5 separate regions of the Homo sapiens genome follow, and regions 1, 3, 4 and 5 are each linked to region 2. Evidence: chromatin contacts called from ENCODE Hi-C or POLR2A ChIA-PET data. All regions are on one chromosome and are shown on one strand. The core of a region is the stretch at or near the end of the contact, and the rest is flanking DNA. Distances in the headings are between cores, read along the strand shown. Region 1 overlaps WNK2 (WNK lysine deficient protein kinase 2). Region 2 overlaps FAM120A (family with sequence similarity 120 member A). Region 3 overlaps WNK2 (WNK lysine deficient protein kinase 2). Region 4 overlaps WNK2 (WNK lysine deficient protein kinase 2). Region 5 overlaps WNK2 (WNK lysine deficient protein kinase 2).

The links. Hi-C counts contacts between places; a loop is a spot of excess contacts on that map. ChIA-PET counts read pairs that join two places held with the same protein, here RNA polymerase II (POLR2A). Pooled maps may share reads with other maps.
Region 1: a map of gastrocnemius medialis shows a loop between it and region 2 (4-fold over the local background). The contact joins two enhancer-like sites. A Hi-C loop is called at or near these places in 1 of 168 maps with a recorded cell type or tissue (gastrocnemius medialis) and 4 of 50 pooled maps. POLR2A ChIA-PET finds 5 or more read pairs at or near these places in 1 of 52 experiments (CD8-positive, alpha-beta memory T cell).
Region 3: a loop to region 2 is called in a pooled map, with 2.6 times the contacts of the local background. The contact joins two enhancer-like sites. A Hi-C loop is called at or near these places in 2 of 50 pooled maps.
Region 4: a pooled map shows a loop between it and region 2 (4-fold over the local background). The contact joins two enhancer-like sites. A Hi-C loop is called at or near these places in 2 of 50 pooled maps.
Region 5: a loop to region 2 is called in a map of OCI-LY7, with 8 times the contacts of the local background. The contact joins two enhancer-like sites. A Hi-C loop is called at or near these places in 2 of 168 maps with a recorded cell type or tissue (OCI-LY7 and naive thymus-derived CD4-positive, alpha-beta T cell) and 8 of 50 pooled maps. POLR2A ChIA-PET finds 5 or more read pairs at or near these places in 3 of 52 experiments (OCI-LY7, activated CD4-positive, alpha-beta T cell and naive thymus-derived CD8-positive, alpha-beta T cell).

Annotation. Positions count from the first base shown.
Region 1 is chr9:93,206,117-93,211,294 of GRCh38, reverse strand. All of the region lies in intron 2 of WNK2 (WNK lysine deficient protein kinase 2), which reads right to left. Among named protein-coding and RNA genes, the nearest start is that of WNK2, 25 kb to the right of the region's middle. Within about 2 kb of position 3,559, at least 15 of the 41 ENCODE cell types and tissues checked have a DNase peak (open chromatin) inside an H3K27ac peak, as active enhancers do.
Region 2 is chr9:93,564,116-93,569,629 of GRCh38, reverse strand. FAM120A (family with sequence similarity 120 member A) reads right to left here. Exons shown (of 18, transcript NM_014612.5): 18 at 3,518-5,401. The coding sequence ends at 5,090. Among named protein-coding and RNA genes, the nearest start is that of PHF2, 9.7 kb to the left of the region's middle. RefSeq lists a silencer at 2,798-3,217. Within about 2 kb of position 2,574, at least 20 of the 41 ENCODE cell types and tissues checked have a DNase peak (open chromatin) inside an H3K27ac peak, as active enhancers do.
Region 3 is chr9:93,222,856-93,227,930 of GRCh38, reverse strand. The region is part of intron 2 of WNK2 (WNK lysine deficient protein kinase 2); the gene reads right to left. Among named protein-coding and RNA genes, the nearest start is that of WNK2, 41 kb to the right of the region's middle. Within about 2 kb of position 3,269, at least 13 of the 41 ENCODE cell types and tissues checked have a DNase peak (open chromatin) inside an H3K27ac peak, as active enhancers do.
Region 4 is chr9:93,244,383-93,249,393 of GRCh38, reverse strand. WNK2 (WNK lysine deficient protein kinase 2) reads right to left here. Exons shown (of 30, transcript NM_006648.4): 8 at 1,560-1,851. Among named protein-coding and RNA genes, the nearest start is that of WNK2, 63 kb to the right of the region's middle. RefSeq lists an enhancer at 4,148-4,647. Within about 2 kb of position 3,678, at least 4 of the 41 ENCODE cell types and tissues checked have a DNase peak (open chromatin) inside an H3K27ac peak, as active enhancers do.
Region 5 is chr9:93,260,622-93,265,807 of GRCh38, reverse strand. WNK2 (WNK lysine deficient protein kinase 2) reads right to left here. Exons shown (of 30, transcript NM_006648.4): 13 at 3,701-3,994; 14 at 3,089-3,138; 15 at 2,074-2,242; 16 at 1,775-1,891. LOC124902214 (a long non-coding RNA gene) reads left to right here. Exons shown (of 2, transcript XR_007061668.1): 2 at 228-660. Among named protein-coding and RNA genes, the nearest start is that of WNK2, 79 kb to the right of the region's middle. RefSeq lists an enhancer at 2,271-2,939. Within about 2 kb of position 3,232, at least 8 of the 41 ENCODE cell types and tissues checked have a DNase peak (open chromatin) inside an H3K27ac peak, as active enhancers do.

The sequences.
Region 1 (5,178 bases), core at 2,310-4,809, 360 kb after region 2:
AGTGTATGAGTGAGTGGATGAGTGAGTGAATGAGTGAATGAGTGAGTGAGTGAATGAGTGAGTGAGTGAGTGGATGAGTGATTGAATGAGTAAATGTGTGAGTGTGTGAATGAGTGGATGTATGAGTGAGGGAATCTGTGAGTGAATAAGTGAGTGGATGAGTAAGTGAGGGGATGAGTGAGTGAGTGGATGAGTGAGTGAATGAGTAAATGTGTGAGTGTGTGAATGAGTGAATGTATGAGTGAGGGAATGTGTGAGTGAATGTATAGTGAGTGAATGAGTGAATGTGAGTGAGTGAATGAATGAGTCAGTGAAGAAGGGAGGGAGTGAATGAGTGAATGATATGAGCGCATGAGGGTAGACATCCTCTGGGACGTGTTCTCCTGGAAGCCACTGAAGTCCCTGGGGCTCCCATAGCGGCCCTGGACACACCCTTGAGACCCAAAGGAGGGCCGGTCTATGTCTGTGCTGGCCTCACACAGCCTGGGACATAAAAGAGACAATGAGCATCTGGAGAACAAATGACCATGATGGTGCCCTGGACCCTGAAGCGGGAGAAACCAGCCCTCAGGCAGCAGGCCTGCCCATCTTTCCCTCTACTCAGAGGCCTAGAAGGGCAAAGAGCCCTCACCTGCTCAGGGATGCAGAGTGGAGCCTGCGGGCTCACAAGGAAAGGGCCTGGTATGATCTCAGCAGGCTCAGGAGGTGGACAGATCTGAGTGAGAGCAAAGGTCACGAGGCTGATGTGCGGCAGGCTTGAGTGCCCCAGCACCCACGCGCACAGGAAGGCGAGTTCCCCAGCACCTGGGTTCAATGGGCCCAGAGGCAGCTGCAGACAGTGTGGTCCCACTCGCTCCCCTGACAGCCGCCCTGACCCAACTCCACAGCCTGGCAGCCAGTGGTCTGCCCCAGGCTCACACTGTGGCCAGCGCTCCTAGTCATCCAGCAAGGGCCCAACAGTGAGCAACGCCCCAGTCCCCCATCCCTGCCCACCCTGCCCATCCCTCACCCCTCCATCAGCACGAATAGCCCCACCTCCCTCGACACCCCACTGTCCTCCCCAAATCTCAGGAGCACCACAGCCCACATCCCTGGGGTGGGAACGCTTACTGCAGAGAGGCAGGGAAGTCACTCACGTGGGGACAGTGCATGAGGCCGTCGGCAGATCAGCCACACCAGCCATGGGCCCTGCTCACCCAAGTGGGCAGGGTCAGGCTGTGGGACTGCTGCCCAACCCCACCATCCTCACAGTGGGGCCCCAAAGAGGGGAACCCCCAACTCCCCACCACAGCATGGAAATGCATCTTCCATCTCTCCCAGGCCACAGAGAGGTCATGATCTTGGTGCCCACAGGCGTGGGGCTCCTCCCTGGCCATGCTCTGGGGGTGTCCCACCAATCCCCCAGTCAGAGTGGGGGCACAGGCACCATGATAGACCAGCCCCACTCGCTTCCTGGAGGATGACATGGAGAATCTCCCCTGGGATCCTGGGGGAAGGGCGGGCTTCGACCATCAGCAATGGTGACTTTCAGCACGCACTCCACCCTGCCTTGAGGCACCCAGAGAGGCCACACAGCCAGTGCCACCAGCAGGCCTGGCTCAGAGGTCCTAGTCCCCTTCCACCACATTGCAGCCTTGTTCCTTCCACCCAAGCACAGCCCTGGGAGCTGCCCCTTCTACTTTAAGCTGTTTCTCCTCAACCGCACCCCAAAACCCTACAGAACCCCCTCTGAAGTGGTAAGAACAAACCAAGACCAGAAGAATCCCAGATGTTCCAAATTAAGGTTCCTGAGGCCTCAGCCAGGGTCTTGGACGTGAGGGAGAGGGGACTGAGGTCCACCTCAGGCTGCAAGACCTGTCCCGTCTCAAAGGCACACAAGGGCTGAGGTGTTCCATGTGTCACCCCAATGGAGAGCAAGCAGCCCCAGCCCACAGCTGTCCTGCCACACACGTGGTGGGTGGAGATGGGGAGCAGGCACAGAGACCAGAATGTCCCGGCCTTGCGCCAGTGTGCCTTGAGGTGCCACAGGCCTGTCCTGTGGCGTACAGCCCCAGGAGATCGCCATGGACTCTGTACCCTAGGGAGGCCGCCAGGTGCTCGCACCTACCTGGGGTGGAGCTGGCCCCACCACCACATTCCCCTGCTCAAAGGTCTATGTCCTTCTGCTCAACTGTTTTTTTTCCAGGAAATCATTTGGAAGAAAAAAAGCTATTCCCAAGGGTCTTCAAGGCCACAGTTTCATAGGAGAGCTGCAACCTCTTGGTCCGATCATAAAGGAAAATCTCAACAATGAGGCTGCTCTGCCAGGGCACCAAGCACCCCCGGAGCTGTGGTCACCAAGGCACCATCAGAGGGAGGGGCTCTGCTGCACGAATGTGAATGCACAAAGAACACACACAACTTGTAGAACATGCATACTCACAGAACCTGTACACACGGAAGACACATGCATTCACAGAACACACACGAAGAACATGCACATACACAGAACACACATGCAGAGCACACACAGCCGCAGAACACACACACGGAGGACATGCGCACACACATGAACACACACAGAACACGCACGAAGAGCATACACAGAACACGCAGACACACAGAACACATGCACACATGAAGAACACACAGAATACATGCACACACAGAACATGTGCACATGGAGAACACGTACATGTGCAGAACACACAGGACACGAATACATGAAGAACACACCAAATACACACGTGTGCAAAACACGTGCACACAGCACATGCACACACACAGAATACACATAACATGTACACGTGGAGAACACACATGCACACAGAGAACACATGCACATGGAGAACATGCAAACATGGTGACACATGCACACAGAAAACGTGCACACAGAGAAACCAGCCAAATGGCAGGACACACAAAAATGAGGCCTCCCTTTCAGCCTTGGCGACAAGGGTGTGGGTGGTTCTCCTTTCTCTACAAAAACGTGTTACCTCTATTGTTTTCAAAATATTTCTCAGAAGAATATAAAGTGAGAGGGCGGCAGATAACATGAACACAAAAACTCCACTTTCAGTGGAAACGTCCAGTTCCAGCACGGTGGTGTAACAAGGGACACCCATCTCCAAAGCCAGTAATTTGGACCTGGGGACGTCCCCTGCTCCAGGCTCCGCCACAGTGAAACCAACCAAAACTGAGATGTTTGTGTGTTCTGTCTGGGAATCGTCACTGCAGCATTATTTATAATAGCAAGAAAAGCCAGGCACCGGAGGCAGGGCCTGGGGAGGAGATGAAGGTCCTCAGGGCAGTCACAAAGCCCCTGGACAAGGAGGAAGGGAGCAGGCATCAAGGTGCCACGTGGAAGGGGTGGGACACGAAGCTGTCCCCCTAAAGTCCACAGGCACGAGAACGGAACTGTGAACGAGAACGGTGGCTGTGTTCTCTCCGAACCCACAGGAATTCTTTTTTTTCCTTTCCTGTATTTCCCAAATTCTTTGCAATCTACTGAACTTCGCAAAACTAAAAACAGCGCCTGGAGAGGGCGTGGGTGCCGGCAGCAAGCGAGCCTCCCTGTTGCAGGCACTGCAATCCTGGCCCGTGACTTAGGCCAGCAGCAGAGCACTGACAGTGAGGCTATTTTCATTTCCACAGTGAGGTTACCATGGAGTTTAATTTCCTCAAGTGCTCCCTCTGGCATCTGTTCTATAAATGGCTCTGGGGTTTGCACCAAATACACTCACTGGAGACAGAATTACCAATTCTGTAAAGCTCGCAAACCAACCAGCCTGTTGGGCTCCTCCTGAAGGGTCCAAAAAAGGAGGGGCTGGCCTGATCACCCTGGGCGTGCACTGGACACCTACTGCATGCTGACCGGGAGATCATGAATGACAGATGCTCACCCTCCTCAGGAGCTGGTGGGGAGCTGAAGGTCTGCTGCCTGTAGGGGAATGGTGGACAAGGCCCCCCCACCAGAGATCTGGGGCAGGTCAAACCCACGGCTCTGCAACTTAGGAGTGCTATCCGAGCCTGAGTATTTTAGAACAAGGTAAAGGATATATGGGAGATCCTGATAACTAACTGGGGTTGGGACTTAAGGTTTGTCAGGCATCCTCTACTTTCTGGTCTGCTTGCAAGTTCCCATGATAACGGGTTAACAATAATGCCTGAGGGTTCTGGCCTCAGCCTCCTGCACAGCTGGCCTGGCCTCTCATCTGGATGCCCCAGGATATTACCCTCTGGGGGCAGCCTCTCTGCTCTCCAAGGAAGCCTGGCAGGAGTGGGCATCACAAACAGCCCCAAGGCACCCCTCCAAGCTGGGAGCTGTCCTCCTCACTCAGCAGATAAAGAGACAGGGCCAGGGAGTCCTCTACATTCCCAGGGGGTGGCAGAGCCAGAACAAAACACACTGCCTCCCCTCTCCATGTCCAGCCCTCAGTAACCCCAGCTGCTGCACATCCAGCCGCTGCCACAGTGTATCCCCAGAAAAACCTACAAACACGAGGCAAGAGCTGCCTCGGGGAAGCAGGTGTCACTCTAGGCCTGGATTCTGGCTGCCCTCCCCAAGAGGGCACAGCCTCCTCCTGTCCATCCCCCAAACTCGGGGCCCTGATGGCAGCAGAAGCATTGGGGCCCATGGTCAACACTCATTCTGCAAGGGAGGGCCAAGCACACGTCTGCCCGGTGCTGGCTCCTGGGACAGGCCCTCCCACCTCCCCCAGTCACGCAGCCACCACCCTCCATGGTGTTGTCCCATCCAAGGACACTAAATATGGCTGCCTAGAAATCCACCCCCACCCCCAGTCAGAACTCCCCGGTGCATCCAGGGCTAAGGTGGGGCAAGCCACGTGCTTCTCAGGGTCTCCTGGGTCCCCAGGCAGGGACTGGAGCCAGGGCAAGTGCATGCCAAATGCTGTGCCCTCAGCCACCAAGGCCAGGGCGGTGAAGGGGTGGGGGTTTCCCCCAGCACCCTAGGTCCACGTGCCCAGGTCACTGCAGGCGACCCTTGGCAACTCCCTGTACCCACCTCAGCCTGTCCACCAGCACCAGAGGGCTCAAAAGGGGCAGCCCCAAGCCCCAAAGAAATGGGGCCCTACATGTTAGGAAAAAGACACGCACTCCAGACAGATCACACTGTCCACATGGGCCTTGGCAGGGAGGACAGGAGACATCAGTGATGCCCTGTACCCCGCATGCCCC
Region 2 (5,514 bases), core at 1,325-3,824:
CTGTGTTACAGCCAAGACTGGAAGCTTCCCTGGGGTACAGGGAGGAGTAACCAGACAGCTTGGGGACAAAGGTGGGGTGGATGAGGGCAGGGCTGCCAGGCTGGCCAGCAGCAGGCTCCTGGCAAAAAGGCCTCTGCACCATCTACTCCACAACGTGGGGAGCCAAGTAGCATAGGACTTTTGTCCAAGATATAGTGAGTAAGGGTAGGGAGTTGAGGCTAACAAGAAAGTATTGCATTCTCAGAAGAACTGAAAGTAGAATAAAACTGAGGGAGGGATGAGAGTCACCCCTAAGGTTACTGTCCATCATAAAACACCTGTATTCTGCTGTCTGCCCCATGCAGTGCAGAGGTAGGCTCCCTCTGAGCAGGGAGAAGGAATGCAGGGCAAGGAGGGGTGTCCTGGAAAGCAGAGCAGCCTAACACTACCTTGGTCCTTGTTGTTGATGGTATAGAGAAAGGTATAGACAGTGAATTATTTCTTAAAATTCTTACCTGATTGTTTGGGAGATCATAAAACAGCCAGGAGAGACATTAGAAGTTCCCTGTCAATTGAAAAATGAAGAAATTATGGGCAAATTAAATGTAAGAGGGGAAATGTTCACCCTCACTAGAAATCAAAGTCATGCAAATAAAAACCCATTTTTTAACCTGTCAAATTGGCAAACACCAGTGCCTTGACTGTGCCCAGCAGCCAGGCTAGTACAGACAAAGAGCTCCTGGACCCTGGATACCAAGCAGCGTTCCGGAGCTAAATCAGCAGGAGCACCAAAAGACTCCCTTCCCTCACCCTTCCCCCACCCTTCCCCCACCCTTCCCCACTGGGAGATTCTTCTGATGAAATGCTAACCAGGAATAATGACACTGGTCCTCACAAGACTCACCTACAGGGTAGCATGGATACCTGGAGCCCACTGGGCATCCAAGCACAACCCGTCCTGCCTCAAAGCCTTCAACAGACCACAGCACTGGAGGATACAGCAAGCCCTGTCCTCGGGGTGGCCATGGGCTTCTCCGCTCTCCATGGATTCCCCTTGGCTGGGTGCTCCATCCGCTGCTCCTGGCCCAGACCTGTATTCCCAGATAGCCTCCACTCATGGCTGCATCACTTGCCCATGCCACCCATCTCCCCATCTTTTCTCATTTTCTTGCTTGAAATATTCTTATTTGTACACATGTATGTTGTCCCCCTACTCAAATGTAAATGCCAGAAAGGCAGGGGCCTTGACATCTTCTGTCCCATGGGGCCTAGGGCTGGGCCTGACACGGACTCTCCGCAAGTGCTTGCAGAACAAGGTAATGTCCAACCATGCTGGTGGGGAAAGACTGAATACGTTACGATGCAGCCCCACCGTGGAGTCTGTGGAACTATGGCAGAATATGGAATGGTAGGGAAAGGCAATCATCAAATGATGCTAAGTTGGGAAAATGTTACAAAATATTAACATGATTTTTTTTGTATAAGAAAAAAATCTATATATTGTATAGAAGGAGAGAGACCAAATGTTAAAAACAGGTGTCTCAGGATGGGGGAATTACCGAGGACTTCTTTTCCTTTTTGTGTATCTAGCCAGTATTTCTTAAACTTACCACAATAAACACATATTGCTTTTGAAACAAGAAAAAAAAATCAGTAAAACCTATTTTTTTGAAAAGGAAGAGGATAAATGGCCAGGCAGCAGAACATACGACTTGCCCCAGGATATCATGCTGCCAGGAAGGAGAAACACCAGCATCACCATTCAGTCCAGCCCGCACCAGTGCCACCCACAGCCACTGACCCCTGGGCCCATGACAGCATCGCCCTTGGGCCTTCCTCTGCAATTCTGGTGGTGTGGAAGGAGTGGCCAGCATGGCTCCAGCAAGGAGGGATGTCCTTGGCCTCCTTGTTCCAGCCACAGGGTCGCCGGAGCCCCAGCACCCTCTCCCTTCCTCTCTCCTTAATGCCCACGCCTGCACCTACTGGAGCTTCAGGAGCGGGTGGACAGACCCAACTTGGAGCTAAGGGTTGGGTTCCAGCCCAGTCCCTGCTGAGAGTGACCTAAAGCAAGCTGTGCTGCTCTCTCACCTACAGCAATTGCAACTAAGAGATGAGAACCACCGGAAAGAAGGAGCACCTGCTTGTCAGGGAGCAGAGAGGGACCCTTGACATGCGCGCGCTCCTGCTGCTGAGACTGTACTGTTCAGAAACCTGTCCCTCTCCCCTCTTAAAGCCAGAGGGCTCTCCCTGTCAGTTTGCTATTCTCAAGTGGCGTGGGCCTGCCCCTTGAGAGAGGGAAGAAAAGCGCGTGGTTGTCACGGTGGGAGAGGTACTGCCTAGCAATGGATGGTGGAAGCTGGTGGGCCTGGAAAGTGTTCCTCCACAACGCTGTCCCTCTGCCAGGCACGTGCGATCCAGAGTGGGTTAGACTGGTTCCCGTCACAGGCAGGGTCCTCAGTGGAATGGTGTTTTTGAAAGATGGAGCGTCCGGGCGCCCCCATCTTCTCACAGCACAGAGAAGGGGCTGGCTGGCCCGCCACCGGGAGGCTGGCGCAGAGGGACTCAGCCGTGGCCCCGGAACAGCGGGCCACCGTCAGGAACCGGCGAGTCAGGGTGGGAAGAGGCCCTGGAGTGAGCGAGGCTAGCTTCACTTCCTTCAAACTCTGAAGGCCCACCCCATAAAAAGAAGGGGTAAATTCGTCTGGGGTCTGAACAGCCAGGACCAAGAGCGCTCTCAGGCTGCTAGTTGGAGAAACTGGCTCGGCTCGGGCCTTGCTGGGACTCGGGCTCCCAGGGTCTGCTCGGTCTCTCTCGGGGCACTCGGGTCTTTGCTGGGCCCGGCGCCGGCCCCGCACAGAGAACCGGCTTCAACGGCGCAGTCTCAGCCTCCGGGAGGAAAAAGCTGGGAGTAGGCCTCACTGACACGGCCCCGCCTCGCGGGCTGCGCGCGCACCGGGACCTGCGCGGTGGCGGACGGGGAAGCGCCACGCAAGGCCCCGCCCCGCCCTTCCACAGGAAGGAAACGCGCCCCCGGGCGAGCGCCAGCCCCTCCCTGGAGCGGGATCGCCGCAGCTCTCCTGGCCGCCTCCGGCGCCGTTAGCCCACCATCCCCCGCTAGAGGGCAGCACGGGGCGCTTTCTCCAGGCGCTCGGCGGACCTGGGTACGGGGACCTCATATCAGGCTGCAGAGAAGAGCCTTCAGTCAAAAGGATGGCATGAAAAACGGACTATACTTGTAACATCCAGCTTTTAAAACGTGGTGGAGTCAAATTTATTGCTTCCTCAGGGCTTAAAAAAACCTCTTCTGTAAGTCTGCTTTATCAAACAGAATTTTTTTATCCCCTTGGTTGCTTGAAACTGAGCTATCAAACAAATTAATCATATATTAATGTCCCTCTAAGCCGGAAACCTGGAATTACTTTGAAAAGGTAAAATATTTTTCAACTTTGGTTTTCTGATCTTTTCAGTAGTTGTTTCGATTTGAATTAAACCTCTATAAAATTAGCTTTTACAAGTGAATTTAAAAGCCACGCCATACTTTATACTAAAAGAATAAAGATTTTTATTAAGCATTGTAAGTTGCATTCAATAGCCTTCAGATACACCACACCACAATCCATCGACAGTCAATCAAACCCAACAGCAGTTCATTCTTGCACAATCCATGAGTTAGGGCAAAACTCCCTTCAACTTACAGTAAGATCCTACTTAGCTCTTGCGGGCAGGGGTTGGGGAATTACACCTCATTTCTGATCACTAATGTGATGAAGAGCATCAGAAGTATATGAAAACGATAAGAAGTGATTCTGATTTCAAAGTACATTGTTTGGAAACATTAACAAAAACATCAAAATGATAGAAGTATACCTGCTTCTACTAAATTCTTGATGGGAAAGTTCTCAAGAACAAGCAATTTGTTTCCTGCTACAGAAGGGGGGGGTGGTTTTTTTTTTTTTAAGATCAAAGGGTTTTTTTTCACAGAATTTCATATTTGCTAATATGAAGGCATAAAACAGCAACAAAGAACAATAATGCATACAGCAGTGAATACACCAGGGTAATGTTGATATTCGAAACGGCTAGATAATTTTTGGGGGGCTTTAGAATAAATGCAACAGAGGTCAATAATCACAAAATTTTAAGGTTAGAGCAAGATCAGTCAATGACTAAACAGAGTTAACATCTTTTATAGGACTATTACTGATTATTAGCATTTTTGTTTTGCAAATGGGCACATACTGTTAAGAATGGAAGAAAGGACGATAACATGCATATTAACTACACACTTTAAAAATTATGAACCATGCAGAAGTTTAGCTCAAGTAGTAGTACTAATGGTCTACATCCGATTCAAAACCACATAGTTCATTGATCACAGATGCATGGTATTAGTCACGAAAGTTTCAGAACACATTGTGTTGATTTTGAAAGGTCATTTGCATCTTCTATGATTTCAACTTTATCTCCATTTAACTTGCTTGTAAAGTATGTATGATGTATTGTATATTTAAAATCAGCAGAACGGCAATATTACTCTATAATTTTTTAGTTTTGATAGTTGCACTTTTTTTTTTTAACACAAAAGAACCACATCAACAGTGATGAAATTTAAGAAAGAAAAACTGTGGTTGTGCCTTATTTCTTTCATAATCATAAAAATCAAAGCCTTAAAGAAAGCTTCATTGTGAAACAGTAATGCAAAATCAAATATAATGGCATACATATGGTGCCAAATGCTAAAAATTATATTTTAAGCTATATATACTTAAAGACTGCCAAAATTTGTTTTCTTTATAGTTCAAGAAACACAACTAAAGGCTTTTGTCATAACCAGTTTAAACTTTATGTGTACTTCATTTTAAGTGCGGGAGTCAAATGCTCTTCATTTTCTTTCTCTTTTTTGTTTTATTGTAGCATTTTGACTACAACTGGTTAAAACTAAAAATGTGTTGTTTAAATCTCTGATATCAAAGAGGGATCTGAATTTCCAAAGTCCTCATTTTTCTCTTACGGAAAGGACAAAATGTACATAACTGCAGGCTCTCTTTCTCTCCAGATATTCCTAAATCCTTACCCTTCCAGCATCCTTCACCCTCTATAAAAAATAAGTTTACTCTTCTTTATTTAAGACAGCTGCCTCCAGAGCAGCTTCTCTGCGGCAAGCGCTGTCTGTACTTAGTGCATTTAAATGAGGATTTGTATTGCACGTTTTAGAGTCATTATTCAAGGCACTTTCAGAGTGGCTGGGGGCCCTGGCGTCACCCGTGCTCCCGTTCATCTGGGGAGCCGGCTTCTCCTCGGCCATCACTCCGTTTTCAGCCAGGGACCCGTCTGAAGACATAGCAGAGGACTTCGATTCCCCAGATTTTGACTTAAGTTCTTTGGCCACTTCTTCTGCTGAAGCAGCATAAGGAGGTCTGCCCTGTTTAAAATGAAGGACAACAAATGAGAAGGTGGTTTCTGATAAACAGAAGAGAGAGGATGCCAATTTTGGCCTAATGACACTCTCTGCAGATTCAAGAGCAGAAAATGCCC
Region 3 (5,075 bases), core at 2,020-4,519, 340 kb after region 2:
CTTCCTAACCAGCTCAGTGTTTTAGAAATAAGATATTCCATAATCCAATGAAACATTAAGTACAAAAAAGTTAATGTTTAATCCAGACAATAAAATGGAAACATGTTCTACTCATCAAAAACGATTCTTTAAGCCAGGTGCGGTGGCTCACACCTGTAGTCCCAGCTACTCGGGAGGCTGAGGCAGAGGATGGCTGGAGCCCAGAAGCTCAAGACCAGCATGGGTAACACAGCAGGACCCCATCTCCAAAAAAATGGTTATTTATTTAAGTCAAGTCACAAACTGGGAAAAACTATTCTTAATACATATATCTGACAAAGGACTCAGATCCAAAATGTATAGAGAACTCCTGTAATTTAATAATAAACACATGAACAGATACTTCACCAAAGACACAGAAATGGCCAACAGCACACGGAAAGAGGCTGAGCATCATCAGTCGCTGGGAAAATGCCAACAAAGACCACACTGAGATACATCCCATACCTACCAGAAGGGCTAAATTAAAAGATGGATACGGCCGGGTGCGGTGGCTCACACCTGTAATCCCAGCACTTTGGGAGGCCGAGGCGGGCGGATCACGAACTCAGGAGATCGAGACCATCCTGGCTAACATGGTGAAACCCCGTCTCTACTAAAAATACAAAAAATTAGCTGGGCGTGGTGGCGGGCGCCTGTAGTCCCAGCTACTCGGGAGGCTGAGGTAGGAGAATGGCATGAACCCAGGAGGTGCAGCTTGCAGTGAGCCGAGATTGTGCCACTGCACTCCAGCCTGGGCAAGAGTGAGACTCTGTCTCAAAAAAAAAAAAAAAAGGTGGATACTTCCAGCTGCTGGGAGGCTGGGGAACAGTGGGCCCCACCTGGCACACTGCTACCAGGAGTTCAGGTGGCGCAGCCCTCAGAGGAGGGCTTGGCAGGGTTCACACCTGCTCTGTGTCCAGCCACTCCCCTCCCGGGATCCATCTGGGAGGAAGGAAAACATAAGTCCATAAAAGATGGACTTGGATATTGGAAGCAGCATAATTCATCATAGACCCACCTGGAAACCACCGAAACATTTGGGGCCAGGTGAATGAACCATGCCGCACCCATCCAAATGGGACCATGGCTCAGCAGCAAAAAGGAGCATGCTCCTGCCTCTCAGTAGCACAGGTGAAGGCCAAAAGCATAGGACTGAACAAAAGAAGCCAAACAAAAGAATATGTCTGGTAGGACCCCCATCTTCATGTGAAACCCTGGAAAAGGCAGACTAATATCTGGGGGATGCCATCAGAATAATGGTTACCTCTGGGGTGGGTAGAAGTGGGAGCCAAGAGATCTTGGGGTGGAGGGTGATGGAGAAATGTTCCACATCATAACAGAGCACGTGGGCTCCACCTCTATGTGCATTTGTCAGAGCTCAACTTGCACACTTAAGTTGTGTGTTTCATTATATGTAAATCACCCTTCAATTTTTCATATGTAAAAACAAAAAAAAAGGAAAAAAATCCAAAGACCAAATGAGAGAAGTAGAAGAAAGAAAATAGAAGAGAAACATTAAGAGACATGGAAGAACTGCCTGGAAGTCAAACTATGTCAAAAGGGTTCTAAGAACAGACACCATGAAGTATAAACAAATAGTAGAATAGCATTTCCCTGAGCTGGAAGGAGAACGATTTAGAAGAAAATGGCCCACCAAGGCCAGGTCAGAGTAAATGAACACCCCACCTCCAGGGCTGTTCTAGTGTAATGTCAGAACCCCGAGCAAGTCTTATCTGCAAAGGAACGGCCCAGGTGGGCGGTGAGTCTCACCAGAGACACTGGGCGCAGGTGGCAGGGACAGTGTCCTCAAAGTGCTAACTCAGAATTCTACACGCTGTCAAACGGACACCAAGCCAGGCGGTCCAGACTCGTTTTCAGACATGCAGGAGCTGAAAGTTAACTTCCCATGCAGTCTAGGTGGAACAAGTTACTGGAAGAAATGTTTCCACAACACACAATACAACACAACACAACACAACACAACACAACACAACATAACACAACAGAAAGACATGCACCCAGGGTGACCCTCGAGGTCCCTGGGGGTGAAGGAAGCTGGAGAGGAGATGGCAGTGCTCAGCTAGGCCAGTTCGCCCAGGAAGCCTTCTCTGGGAAACAGCATGTCAGTTTACAATTCCCTTTCTGTGCGCCTAGTCCTTAATTCTAGAGGAAACTCACAGGATCATTTATAGCACAAGTTATTTTTGCCAGTATTTTAGCACCAACAGTAACGTGTAAAAGATTTCATTGTAGTTTCAGAGCAAAATGTTCACGTTCTAAATGACTAAGAAAAAACGGGAAGTAGGGGGGCGTACCCTGCATGCACTACAGTCTTCATTTTTAACAGCAGTTACCTACTGAAGTTGATACATGTAAGACACGAAAGTCAGAAATGGTTAACAATGGTGCCTCTTAGAGGTGGGCTTGGAAGGGAAGAGGATCTCATTTTATATTCTACACCACACGACTATTTTAATCAATGTAACACATTGCTTGGTAATTTTTACAGTAGGGGAGACAGGGTCTCACTCTGTCACCCAGGCTGGAGTGCCGTGGTGTGATCATAGCTCACTGCAGCCTCAATTTCCTGGGCTCAGGTGACCCTCCCACCTCAGCCTCTTGAGTAGCAGGGACTACAGGCACATGCTACCACGCTGGCTAATTTTATTTTTTTAGAGATGGTAGTCTCACCATGTTGCCCAGGCTGATCTTGAACTCCTGGGCTCAACAGATCCTCCTGCCTTGGCCTCCCAAAAGTGCTGGCATTACAGGTGTGAGCCACCATGCCCAGCCTGCTTGGTACTTTAACAGTCGGTTAGTGTGTCCCCCTCTGAGCCCTGCCCAGAGCCCACCTACAGGGTATGCTGCCCCCACAGAGCCTGTCCACATCCTCATCACCTGTTTGCTGACATCGGGTTGGCCTGCATTACAGGAGCAACTCCATGAACACCTGTGGACTGAATTCATTCATTAACCTATTAGGAAGGCTCACAGTCAACAAGCCAGGGCAGGAAGAATGCACCTGATCCCTAAGTGATTTCCAAATCCTGCCAGACTCACACGGTGCTTAAAGGTTTGGTGTTGAGTCAGAGGCGGGGGCCTCCTGGCTGCTCACTCAATGTGATGCCCCTCCCTCCCAGACACTGGAGGGTAAGGTCAATCAGCACCAATCTTCCTCCTACCAAGTCCCCAGTGCTATGCAAATTCATGGCTCTTGTTCCCTCATAGTGGTGAAAGTCAATCAGATGACAAAAGACTTAAGGCATTCTGGGACAATGCCAGCTCTTATTTGCTCTAGGAAAAAGGTCCTGTGGGTCACACACAGGCAAGGCAGGACAGCACCCTCCAAGCCGGGCAGCAAAGCCCCTCAAGGGCTGCACGAGTCACACAGCCAGGGTGGTCAGAAGATTCTTGGTCCCAACGGCCCTTCCCAGCACCCCCAGGACACCTGGGAAACACATCAGGGGTTGCCTTCGATGTTGACTGAGAGCATCAGAGGTTCCTGCCCTGAACATGGCAGGGTGTCTGCAGGCAGCCCCCTCCTATGACACTTCAGGGCCACCTGCTCTGCCAGAACAGTCCCCAGTGGGCAACGGTTGGAGATGTCAGACCTACTAGGGGCACACTTGGGATTCCGTGGCATCTTCCTTTCAGCTAGGCAGGACCCCAAAATCCAACCCCTTGAAGGGGCAGAACTGGGTCCCACCAGGAGGTGAGCCCCACGCACACTCGGGCAGAGGAGAGTGCCCAGAACCAGTGAGGCTGAGCCCCGAGAGATAAGCCTGCTGCAGGGCCTCGCTCCAGTTCCGTGGGGCCGTAAATCAAAACCAAAGGAAGCCTGGAGCTTCTCTGTCCACAATAGTCCCATGCACAGAGAACTGGCCCAGGACAGAGGCCCCAGGTGCAGGATGGGAGGGCATCAGGTCTCTGGTAGAGCTCAGGCCTAACCAAGGACTTATCTCCCTGTCACTTAAGTGCTCACACCCAAAAGCCATGATATCCACAGGGACACACTGGGAAGACAGCATGAGACTTCCACCATATATGTGTCCCCTTCTGTTCCCTCCACCCCCGGGAGGGTGTCCCCACTGCTCTAGGAGGCTTGGCATCCCCACACACTCCACGCCCTCCTGGTGGGAAGAGCCTCCCTGCTACTCCCAGGTCTGGAAGATTTGAACCAGTCGACCCAAGCTGGGGGCCAGCAGGCTCCTGCCTGCCCTTTCACCACAAAGTGGAGAGAGGGTCTGGGTCTGGTTCCAGGAGGACAGGGTTTGGCAAGTGCACAGGAATGGCTGGTGCAGAGCAAGCCACACCATCCCCCATGCTCTGTCTGGAGTCGCTCAGTCACGGAGGCTCTGGGTGTGCGGAAAGGGCTGTTCACAACCCCATGGGAACGCAGCCAACAGATGAGAAAACCAATAAATATGCAACTACACACTGTGCCAAAAATTACCAGTCAGGGCACCCCTGCCCCCGAAGAAAAGCTCCAGTTTCAGGCAGCCTGGGGAAGAAGGCATTCCCCACCCCACCTAAGGCACGGGCAGGTCTGAGGTCCCTGGAGGAAGTGGCCTCTGTGCAGGCATGATGTTTGAGCAGTGGGTGGTTTATGTCACTACAGGGCCAGGCAACGGGGCGCCACTTGGACAAGAGGCAGGCACTGGGCCTGCTCTGCAGTGAGTGGTCAGTGGGCTCAGTGGAGCCATTTTGATGTCCACACCAGGCATCTGCCACTGACCAGCAAAGGGGAGGCCTGACAGAGCTCTTCCACCTGCTGCCTCCAACATTCTCTGCTGGTCTTAAAACAAACTCACTTCCTTTAAATCCAAGTTCCCTCTTTAACCTCATCTTGAGCAACAAAATACACAACCGCATTGACAGGTGAGCCAGTGTGTGTTTTTTCTAATTCATGATTTTAAAAAGAACATCACGGCTGGGCACGGTGGCTCACACCGGTAATCCCAGCACTTTGGAAGGCCGACGCGGGCAGATCACCTGAGGTCAGGAGTTTGAGACCAGCCTGGCCAATGTGGTGAAACCTCATCTCTATTAAAAAT
Region 4 (5,011 bases), core at 2,429-4,928, 320 kb after region 2:
AGAGAGAACACCCACACCTGAATTGCAATCATCAGTCAGTCGATGTCTCCATCTGATTTTCCCACAGTGGATCAAACCTGAATTATATTATCTGACCACAAGCTAAACATATAGAAATATCCTCAAACTATGTCTTTTCAAAGTTTGAAAAAAGGAGATTTTTAAACTCCCATCCTAGGAATTATTTAACCCACAATTACGATTTAAAAGTGCGTAGTGCTGTGTCAGATGTGAAGAATTTCTTCTTACAAAAAGTCTGTGCTCTTTAATTTTTTAGATGTATCAGAAAATGGAGCAATAATGTACCAATTTTATTCTCCAAAGCAAATCTGCGCAGGTTCGAGTGACATAAATAGTAGGCAAACCATCTCAACATGATGACTGCTTGTTTGAATTTAAATAGCCTACTTTAAAGAACTAGCCATTTCAATGATAAATGAAGGATGTGCATATTAAATAAATTAAACAGACTATTTCAGTCTTTGCACATGAATGATCTGAAATATTGGCCCGGGCAGGTCCCTTGGCTCTGTCATTCTATCCCATGCATATTCACAGAATGAACAATGCCATGTTCCTCAGTCCTCAGCTCACTGCTGAATTCTTAGGATGTTGAGGGCACAGACAGAAACTTTTCTGCCTGTATGTGCAGAAGATACTAGGTTTTCCCTAAATGGTCTTAGATGAAACCTGATCCAAAGTGATTCCTGCCAATTCATCAGTAACACCCTACTGAAAATGTACAAAAGGTCCCAAAGGTTCTGCCTTAGAAGGGAGATACTACGGGGGATGGGAGGTCCCCACGGCAACACCACAAGCCAAGCCAGCAAGCAGCACACTCTGTTCCTAGGACAGATGTCCCACCAAGCAGCCACTGCCACCACCTCACCTGGCCTTCACATTCCCCCCAAGGGGCCAGAACTGTCATTCTCAGACAGGTTAAGGAACCTGCCCTAAATCCACAGATCCATAGCACAGAGTGGGACTGAACTGGCTCCACCAGACCCTGCTGGCTCACGGCCCATTTGTCCCCATCTGTCCTGAGAACATGAACTTCATTGAGCCTTAATCTCCTGGTTACAGATCACCGGGAAATGCTGAGAAAGCCCCAATCCCTTCACTGAAACAAGGCTCACCCATACCTAGGGTCCACACCCTGCATGGTGGGCTGGGGGGACAGGGCCCAGGCTGGTCACAGAATCAGGCCCTGCACATCCCAGTGCTTGGGTCTGCTGGCCCCACCACCCTGGAAGTTGCTCTCTTATGAAGTTCCCGACATGCCCTGGCACCAAAGGTGCTGGCAGAAGGCGAGCCTGTCACGGGGCATAGGTGCCCAGCCAGGACTCCCGGAAACTACCTACAGCTAAAGCAATCACCCACGCTACGTGAGGACAGCTCAGAGCTACACGATGTCTCCTCCGAGGGGATGCCATGCGGACCCCCTTCCTCACAAAGCATTCCAATAAAGGGAGAGGACTTCATTTTTCTTTGCCCAATAGCTGGTTTTTGCAGGGTAGGTGGGAGGGGTGCCCATGGCCATCCCACCCCTGAGCACTCACAGGCCAGGGAGGTGGCGCTGGTCGGCAACGTAGGTGGCAGGAGGTGCTGGTCGGCCTCCGGCTCCTCGGGCTCTGGTGGCCCGGGCTGCCCAGCCTGTGCATGGTAGGTCACCTGGACCTGCAGGGGCACCGGCGGACCCCTGGCCTTGTCCGGGCTGCCCACATCCTGCTGCTCCTTGGGCTGCAGCGCGGGCCAGATCCTCTCCCGCCGCCACTGGATCAAGGCCACGCGGTCACGGATGGACTTGGCCACGATCTTGACGTCACTCTCGTGGAAGAATCCAGACTCAATCTGTAAAGGCAGTCATGTTGTCAGCATCGCTGGGGATCAGCCCTCACCGGCCCACACCCCTTACCTAAAGTGCTTTCCCATCACTGGCTCATCCACGCAGGACACGCTCGCCATCCCACTGCCACTGAATGTAAAATCCGCGGGGACAGCTCAGAGATGGCATGGCAGGGGTTTGCCAGGCAAGGCAAAGAAAGACCACCACCACGCAGGCCTGACCTGCATCCCGCAGAGTCCACAGCAAGAGCAAAGCAGACCAGCCCCTCAACCGGACCCAAGGGCTCCCTGAGCTCCCAGCGCCCCCGGGGCTGGTGGCAGACGGGAAGGGGCTCCTGATTGTCTCCATACTCAGAAGTGGTGACAAGGAGCTTTGGAGCTAGCATTTTCCTGAAACGTCTCTGAGTCTGGGGCTGCCCAAAGATGGGGAACGGGGCCACACCCGAGTTGCAGATGGAGGAAGGACATGCGTTTTGTAATTAGGGACCAGTAAGGTATGCACTGATGCCTGGCAAATTTTAAAACTGATTTACCAAGCACAGCCTTGAGAGCATTTGTAAGAGAGCCCGAAGGTCTCCAGGAAACATCATGAGCTCGCCAAGAATATTCACGGAATAACTACCTTCTTTCTTCTGATAAAAGAGATCCCTTTTGAAGGGGCTGCTCTTGCTAGGCTGCAGTTGTAGTGACCACAAACACATGAAAACATGGGAGAACAAAGATTCCAGATCCACCCGCACTTCCCCTCCCTTCCTGAGCACCTCAGTCCTAAAGGCTCTAGGTCAGGCTGGACCAGCCAGGCCTCTGCAGTAGGGCGGAGGTGCCCGTGCAAGAGGGCATCCTGGCTTCGGGGCAGTGCCAGGCACAGAGGGAGTCATAGCTATCGGGGAGGGGAGGTGGTGACAGCACCAATGGAGGCTGGCGACCCCACAAAAGTGACCAAACAAGAAAATATATTAGGGATAGTGGACGCCAGGCTCCTCAGGTGTGGAGAGGCAGAAATTTTCAACAGGAACCTTTTTGCTGGGTGGGAATTGGAGCTGTTGGTGTGAAGCGCACAACAGAAGTGAATAAACACAGACAGACTGCACAGGCAGGCTCCCGACACCTTCGCGGTGTAAATGCACAGACACATGCGTACTTGTGAACTGAGTTCACCAGGAGGGCCTGGGAGCAACAACACCCACAGCAAGGAGCATGCAGAGCTCGGCCAGGACAGGAATGCAGCGCGGCTCTAAGAGGCGGCAGCTCAAGGCTGGGCAGGAGAAGGACAGGATGAGCTTGACAGTGAGGACGTGCTCAGAGTGACAGGGACGTGCAAAACGGCACGGGAGCCAGTGCTGAGGGCCTCCCGCTGGCAAATCTGGGGCATTTTGAGCATCAAAATGAACAGTAACACAATGATGGTTTGAAGGACATGTCCACAGACTCTGACATGCATTTTGCATATGGGGGTGGCAGGAGGGGTGAAGTGTCACTGCTGGTATCAGGTGGGGGGCGGCAGGTAGGTGTGGCCTCTCTATCCCCATCTCTCCCTCCGTTTCTCCTCTGTGGCTCCCTCACCCAGTCTCTTTGCCTCCCTTTCCTGTGGATCATCTGCTCTAGGGGAAGCCATGTCACAAATGACCCTATGCAGAGGCCCTCCTGGCAGGGAACTGAGTTCTGAGGCAGGGTCTGAGACTGCAGCCCAGGCCAACACCTGATCCCATCTCACTAGGGCCCTGAGCCAAGGCACCTGATCCCTGACCTCTAAGGCTGGAGCCAGGGCATTTCAAGTGACTCACTAGGCAGCAATGGGACAGTTCATCTGTGGAGCAGGACCCATTGAGTAAAACAGAAAACCATGAGGCCACAGAGAGATAAAGAAATAAGTGAGAAGATTGGTGACAAACAAGATATTTACAGTGTCCAAACATTCTCCATGAGACACGTACAGTTGCAAAAGGTGAGAGGAGCTCAACTTAGAGAAGCCACAGGCGCCGTGCACCAAGCTCAGAGCCAGCATCTGCCTAACTGGCGGGTGAAGCTGTGCACCCCGGGGAAACACATGCAAACTCAGCCCCTTCCATGAGATTCCTGTGGAGATGCAAGACCTGACTGTGACCCACCCACAGAGGGCCACCTGAGCCCGTCCCGAGGGACAGGACATGGAAGTCAGGCGAGGAAAGGGGCCCAGAGGACTTGTGATGGTGTCACTGGGACAACTGGGGACCTGAGTGGCCCGAGGATAGGAGGATGGGCCTGAGGATTGACGGTATTTCCGGATGCAAGAAAGTGCCCTAGTTTCAGGAAGCAGACACGAAAGTATTCAGGGCTTCAGGGGAATCAGGTCAGCCACTTAGTCTCAAATGGTTCGTGGAAAATAAATGGTTCTTTGTAGTGTCCTTGCAATTTTTCAGTAAGTTTGTGATTATTCAAAAGTCTTTGTTTCAAAAGACAATTTTTTTCCACAGAATGATGTTCCCTAACAGAAACAGCCCTGGTCAGTCTCCCCTGATTCAGAAGAGACATAAGTGGGGCGGGGGAGGGGGGACCAGTGAGGTGGGACAGAAGCTTACGGCTCAGTCAGTGGGACCCGTCTACACTCAGGGTTGCCGCTGGCCCCAAACCAGCCCCAAGGCCACTCAGCAGCAGGGCAGCCCAGCTGGGAAGGAGGAGAAACCAGGCACCAGGTTCCCTTCTGGCTCAGAGTCCAGAGCAGACTTTTTTCTAGGGAGCCTCAGAGAACGGGCTCCAACCCTAGGGGGTCTCACAGGGAGGCCGAGGCAGGTGTCCCTGTCACTGGCACCTGGGCGCAGGTATGCACAGCCAGCCAGACCTGCTTGGCCCGGGCCTCTGCTCCTAGTGAGCATGTGGGTGAGGCCATTCCTAAGGCTCCACGTGGCCTCGGGGTCATATCCAGGGCGTGGCCCCACCCTTGCCCACCTCGGCCCAGATACGTGACCAGAGGCTGCCAAGGCCACGTCCTCCTGCTGCCATTACTATTTGCTGCTGGCGCCACAGCCCGCAGCCCATTTTCCCTTGAGACTGTCTTCATCATCACCCCCAGCCTTCCTCTCTAAAGTGTTTCTTCTATTTTTTTTCCCAAACAGGAAAACATTTAGCCATGGTGAGTGCCACACAGGCGCATTGCATTATCAGGAGAGTATGAAGGTGGAGGGGAGGG
Region 5 (5,186 bases), core at 1,983-4,482, 300 kb after region 2:
GACACGACACAGGCTGATGTGGCTGATGTCGCATGTGTGGCTTCCTGCTCGGGCAGGCAAGCACTGGAAGCGTCAGCCGCACATGCAGCATCAGCTGGTGGCTGAGTGATAACTTCACGGGTGTTCACTTTATTATTATGCTTTATCATGTTTGAAACACATGTGTATAAAGTAATACAAGACACAGGTTTAAAACACAGTAAGATGAGAGAAGAAATGTTCTCCAGTTTCAGTGGCCCAGTGAGGACCTGGTGTTTGTGCTGCGCTGACGAACCAGCTGCTTGCTGCTGACAAAGACTCCTCCCTGACCAAAGCGCAGCTCACGCCTCTGACCCTCCAACTAGGCTTGACTAGGCCCCATCATGTCTTCAGCCTAAGCCAGTTGTAGAAAGAATTCCCAGCCTTTGTATCTGACCATATTCCTCATCTCCCACCTTTGAGGTTGAACAAAGCCTCTCACCCACCCCCAGCAAGGATCCTGTTACGAGGGTTTCTCCAGAATCCCTGACCTTGATGTCTCCTCTTAGCTATTTTCCAGCCACCCATCACCACACTGCTCCTCTGCTACCAATCCCCTGTGGTCTCTGCTGCATTTGGAGTTAAACTCATTCTCTCTCGCTTATTGCCACAGTCCTGAATAAAGTCTTCCCGACCACTGTAGCAAGCGTCAGAAGAATTTCTCTAATGCTGCGGGGGATTATGCTCTGGACCTGGGATCTGGGAGGGCTTTGTCCAAGGTGTCTCTGCAAAGCAGACACTAAGGCAGGGACTTGCTCCCTAGGAGCAGAAAGCCAGGGGCTTCCCCCTGCAAAGCCCACATGAGGCTTTCACGAAGCCAGGGCAGGGGTGGCCAGGGGGATGCAGCCCAAGGGGGCAGCTTTCTGATGATGTGCAATGCAGCAGCCGCAGGCAGGCACGTGGGGCAATCTATGATATTAACTTGAGTGGTATATTCTATTCCCTACTCATGCCGGCCTACTCCAGGCACTTGGTGGCCATCTGGAGTGAGCGCTACAACACTGTCCAGTGTGCTGCTGGCCCCTTTAGGACCTGGCTCCCTAAACCTCACTGATGCAGGAATAATGGTCTGGGGAGAATGTTCTCCTGGGAGGCAGTCACGGATGCACCAGGAAATTTGAGGACCACATGTACATCCTTTCCATGTTTCTTCGTGCGTGCTTTCAGCTGGAGAGTTTCTGAGGGCCCGAAAACGATCCCCACTCCTAGCCTGGCTCAGGTGCTGGGGACCACAGGTGTGGGGCTGTGAAGGCCTACAAGGTGCTCATGGACTCAGGTTGGTCTGCACAGGCAGGGAGGGGTGGCTCCAGAGGGAGATGCAGGCAGAGCTGGGTGGGCACATGGGACATGGGTCAGGGCTCAGAGCCCGCACTCCAGCTGGGGAGGCTGGAGGAAGCTCTAAGCAAGGACCACAGGACATCAGACTCCGGGATGCCCTCCCGTGCCTCACTCAAGGAACCTACCCACAAGGCTTCCTTTTATTTGGAGGAAGGGCTCAGATGCTCCAGAAGCCCTCAGGGAGCAGCATCTTAGAATGGTTAGAACATCCTTCAAGCTGTTCTTCCAAACCCAAGGGGTTTCCGCCCAGTGTGGGGAAGAGCCCGAGGCGTAAAAGGTCAGCACTGTCCCGAAAAGCCCCTGGGCCAACCGACACCTCCACACAAGGCCAGGCTCGACATGTGACCTGTGGCGCTCTGCTCAGGCCCACACGTGTCCAAGAAACACCGGGAGCCAAGCCACCCAGACCCAGCCTCACCATATACGTGGCAATTTCATCGGGTGCGTCCCCGTCCAAGTCGAACTTGAAGGTCACCATCTTGTGGTTGTGCGTCTCCAGCTGGCACTCCACCATCTTGTCCCCAGTGTTGCACACCTGGAAGGGGCAGCATCAGCACCCACCACGGGCGTACCCACACGTGCACCCGCCACACCCCCACACACCCCCAAGTACCCCTCCCCCCCACCCCCACCACACCCCCGCCACGGCCCCACCCCCACCACACCCCCACCATGCCCCCACCCCCACCACACCCCCGCCACGCCCCGCCCACTCACGTTCAAGATGGTAAGCCGGGGCCGGCTGGCCCTCTCCTGCCGGGAGCGCGCACGCGTGGACCTGCGGTGGTGTTTTCGGGCTGCCCTGCCCTCCAGCCTGCCCCCTCCAAAGGCGCCTTCACAGCTGTCACTCAGCTCTTTTCCAGAAGTGACATCAGAACCTCCATAGCTGAGCAAAACCCAAGAACATTAATGGCACCAAAGGACAACCAGCACGTCGGCAATGGCGGGGAAAGTCAGCTTATCTGGAACAGTCTGGAGTCTCCAGGGCCCAAATCTGTGACCTACAGAGGCAGCCCGTCCTGTGCGAATACCCCAAGCCTGCTTCTGGGCCCTCACCCAGCTCCCTGCTGCACCCAAGTGGCACGGGCAGAAGGAAGCACAGGCTTCCTAGCTACTAGCTGCGTTACCTTGATCCTCTCAGTCTCCTGACCTGCGAATCAGCCCCTGTGCCTCAGTTTCCCCATCTGTGCTACAGCAACAGAAACACACCCACCACTGTTGTGAGGCCAATCCGTTTTGCAGTTTGCAAAATGCCAAGCCCAGGCAGTGCCCAGCACCCCAGGAGGGTGGAACAAATGGTCACAGTTCAAATAAGGACACGGTTCATTTCCTGAAACACCTGTGTCCACAGCCCAGGAGGCCAGGAAACCCAGGATCGGGGCTGGATTCAGCCCTGTACACAGGGGGCCACCCTCCCAGCCCCCTCCTAGTCTCTGGGCACTGCCAACTCCGCCCATAGCCTCTCCGTTCTGGAACATTCTCAGCACTGCAAACCAGAGCAGAGACCCAGAGCCCAGCCAGGGGCCTCTGGCTACCAAACTCCAACAACAGCTGGCAAGACCCAGAGAGGAGGGCCCTGAGGCTCCACCAGGTCAGGTTTGAAAAACCCCTAATGGCATCAGGGCAAACTATAGTGGGTTCCAGGGGAAGCAGCAGCAGGAGCCAGGCTGAGTGGCTGTACAGGCCTGCGCCCCTACACCCGTCCTGCGAGGTCGAGGCTGGGCCACACTACCTCTCACAGCTCTGCGGGAGGCCGGGCGGCTTGTCCTGTGAGGCCTGCTCCTGAAATAAACACCCGGAGAAAAGAGAACAGGTCATGCGGACTCCCGCCTCCCTGTGGGCACAGCCACGCATAGTCAGCTCTCCCTCCCCACTTCCTCAGCCCAGCCTGCCCCGCTGCGTTCTCCTGCTCTCTTCTGCAGCCAGGTGGGTACGACCCAGGGGGCGTCACAATGGGAGCAGGCATAGAGGTTTTTATCTTGTTGAAACGCTTGGACCCGAGTGTATTCATAAAAGCTGGGAGCCACTTCCTTTCCAAAAATGTTAACCCACTTTGATCATCCCTCAAAGAGGACACACTGGTGCTATGAAAGCTTTTCACAGTCTCTTGCATCCTGTCCCAGGGAAAGCATCCTCTAAACCTGTATCTATAAAAATCACACCCTCTGTCTTGATGTGGCTTACAGAAAGTGTGAAATCTAGGGAGAGGTGAGAACAGAACCTGGGTGGCTGTCCCAGAGCTAAGCAACCCCGACCTCTAGGACTAAGACCCCAGGTCACTATGCAGATCCCCGGTGGCCGCAACTGCCCAGTCATGGGACAGGCTGGGGGGAGGGGCACACACCTCTTGGACTGGTTCCACCGTCAGCTGGACAGTTGGGCAAGGGCTGGCGATCCCGGGCCCGCCAGGCAGCGGTGGGTTTGCTGGTGGCAGAAGTGTGGCAGTCTGGGTGGGCACACTCTGCACAGAGGCAGACACCGTGGCCAGGGAGCTGGGGAACTGAGGCAGGAGCTCAGGGGCGGCAGGCAGCAGCACTTCCGGCAGAGGCGGCGAGAGGACCGCAGCCGGTGGCACAGGCACGGTGGGGACCTGAGCGGCGACGTCCACAGCATAGGGAGCTGGGTGGCCAAGCAGAATCTGGGGGCACAGGGGACAAGGTGCAAGTCAGGGCCGGCGCTGCCTTCACTGAGGGGGCCGTGCCCAGGTGTGTCTGGGAATACCCAGGCCGAGATGGGAACACCCCTCTCCAGACCACACCCTCCCCAAGGGGAGTCCCTGTCTCAGAGCACATTTAGCAGATGGAGTGAGCAGAAACAAACAGGAATGGTCATTCTCACACCCCTTTCTGTGGAAGAGTCTACTTGTGTGCAAAGGCCAGGAACGGGGCTCCGTCTATGAACCTGCCAAGCTTGGTTGAAGGGTCAGAGAACAGGACACACAGCATCAAAGCCAGGCCCCCACCACCCACTGGGGCCTGCGGCAGCCTGCCCCATCTGGCCCCCGGTCAGAGTGTGCATAGGGCCTCAGAGCGCGCACTGACACCTGCCGCCTCCTGGAGGGCGACTGCGGCTTAGGCTTGGCTTTCTCACTGTTCTCGTCTCTCTCTAAAAGCTCCTTGGCAGTAAAAGGTAAGACAAGTGGGGAAGGAGGAACCATGGATTGGAAAGTGCAAGTACCCTCTGTCTTCTGCCCCCATTTTGGAGTTGAGAAGGCTGAAATTTTAGAGAAACTTCTCACCTCTCAGGGCTGGAAGGAACAGCCACATTCACTGGGCCTGCTGGCCCTGAGACCCTCTGTTGGCAGCCAGTGGCAGGGTCAGAAATACCAAGCCCCAGCCTAGCAGGTAACCACTTCCCTCCCGGACAGACAAGACACCCCAGCTGCTGCATTCAGGGTACCCCATGGGGTGGCCAGCCCAGCTCATCAACAGACTTCTGGACCCTTCCCCAGCCAAACAGCAGGGACAGCCACTGAGTCTGGCAGTGACCCTCACATGTCACAAGGCACCCCTCTGTAGCCACTAACTGTGCCCAGAAAGGCTCTTCAGGTAGGAAAGCCCAGACAGCAAGGTCCCCCTCCTGCTCCCTGGTGTGGCCCTCGGCCTTCTGATAAACAGACCTGACTGCAAACCAGCGGGCTCTGAGCTGCCGCTGAAACCTGCTGGGACCAACAGCACTTACTCGGGTGGGCCACAGGACGGATGCGATTCTTCCCACTCACTGTCTAATCAAACACCACCCTGCTATCCAATATGTACCATCCCTTCCTTCTCTATGCACAAAGCCCTCTGGAGATAAGACAGCAAGAAGTGATGGCCAGGAGGAACGGC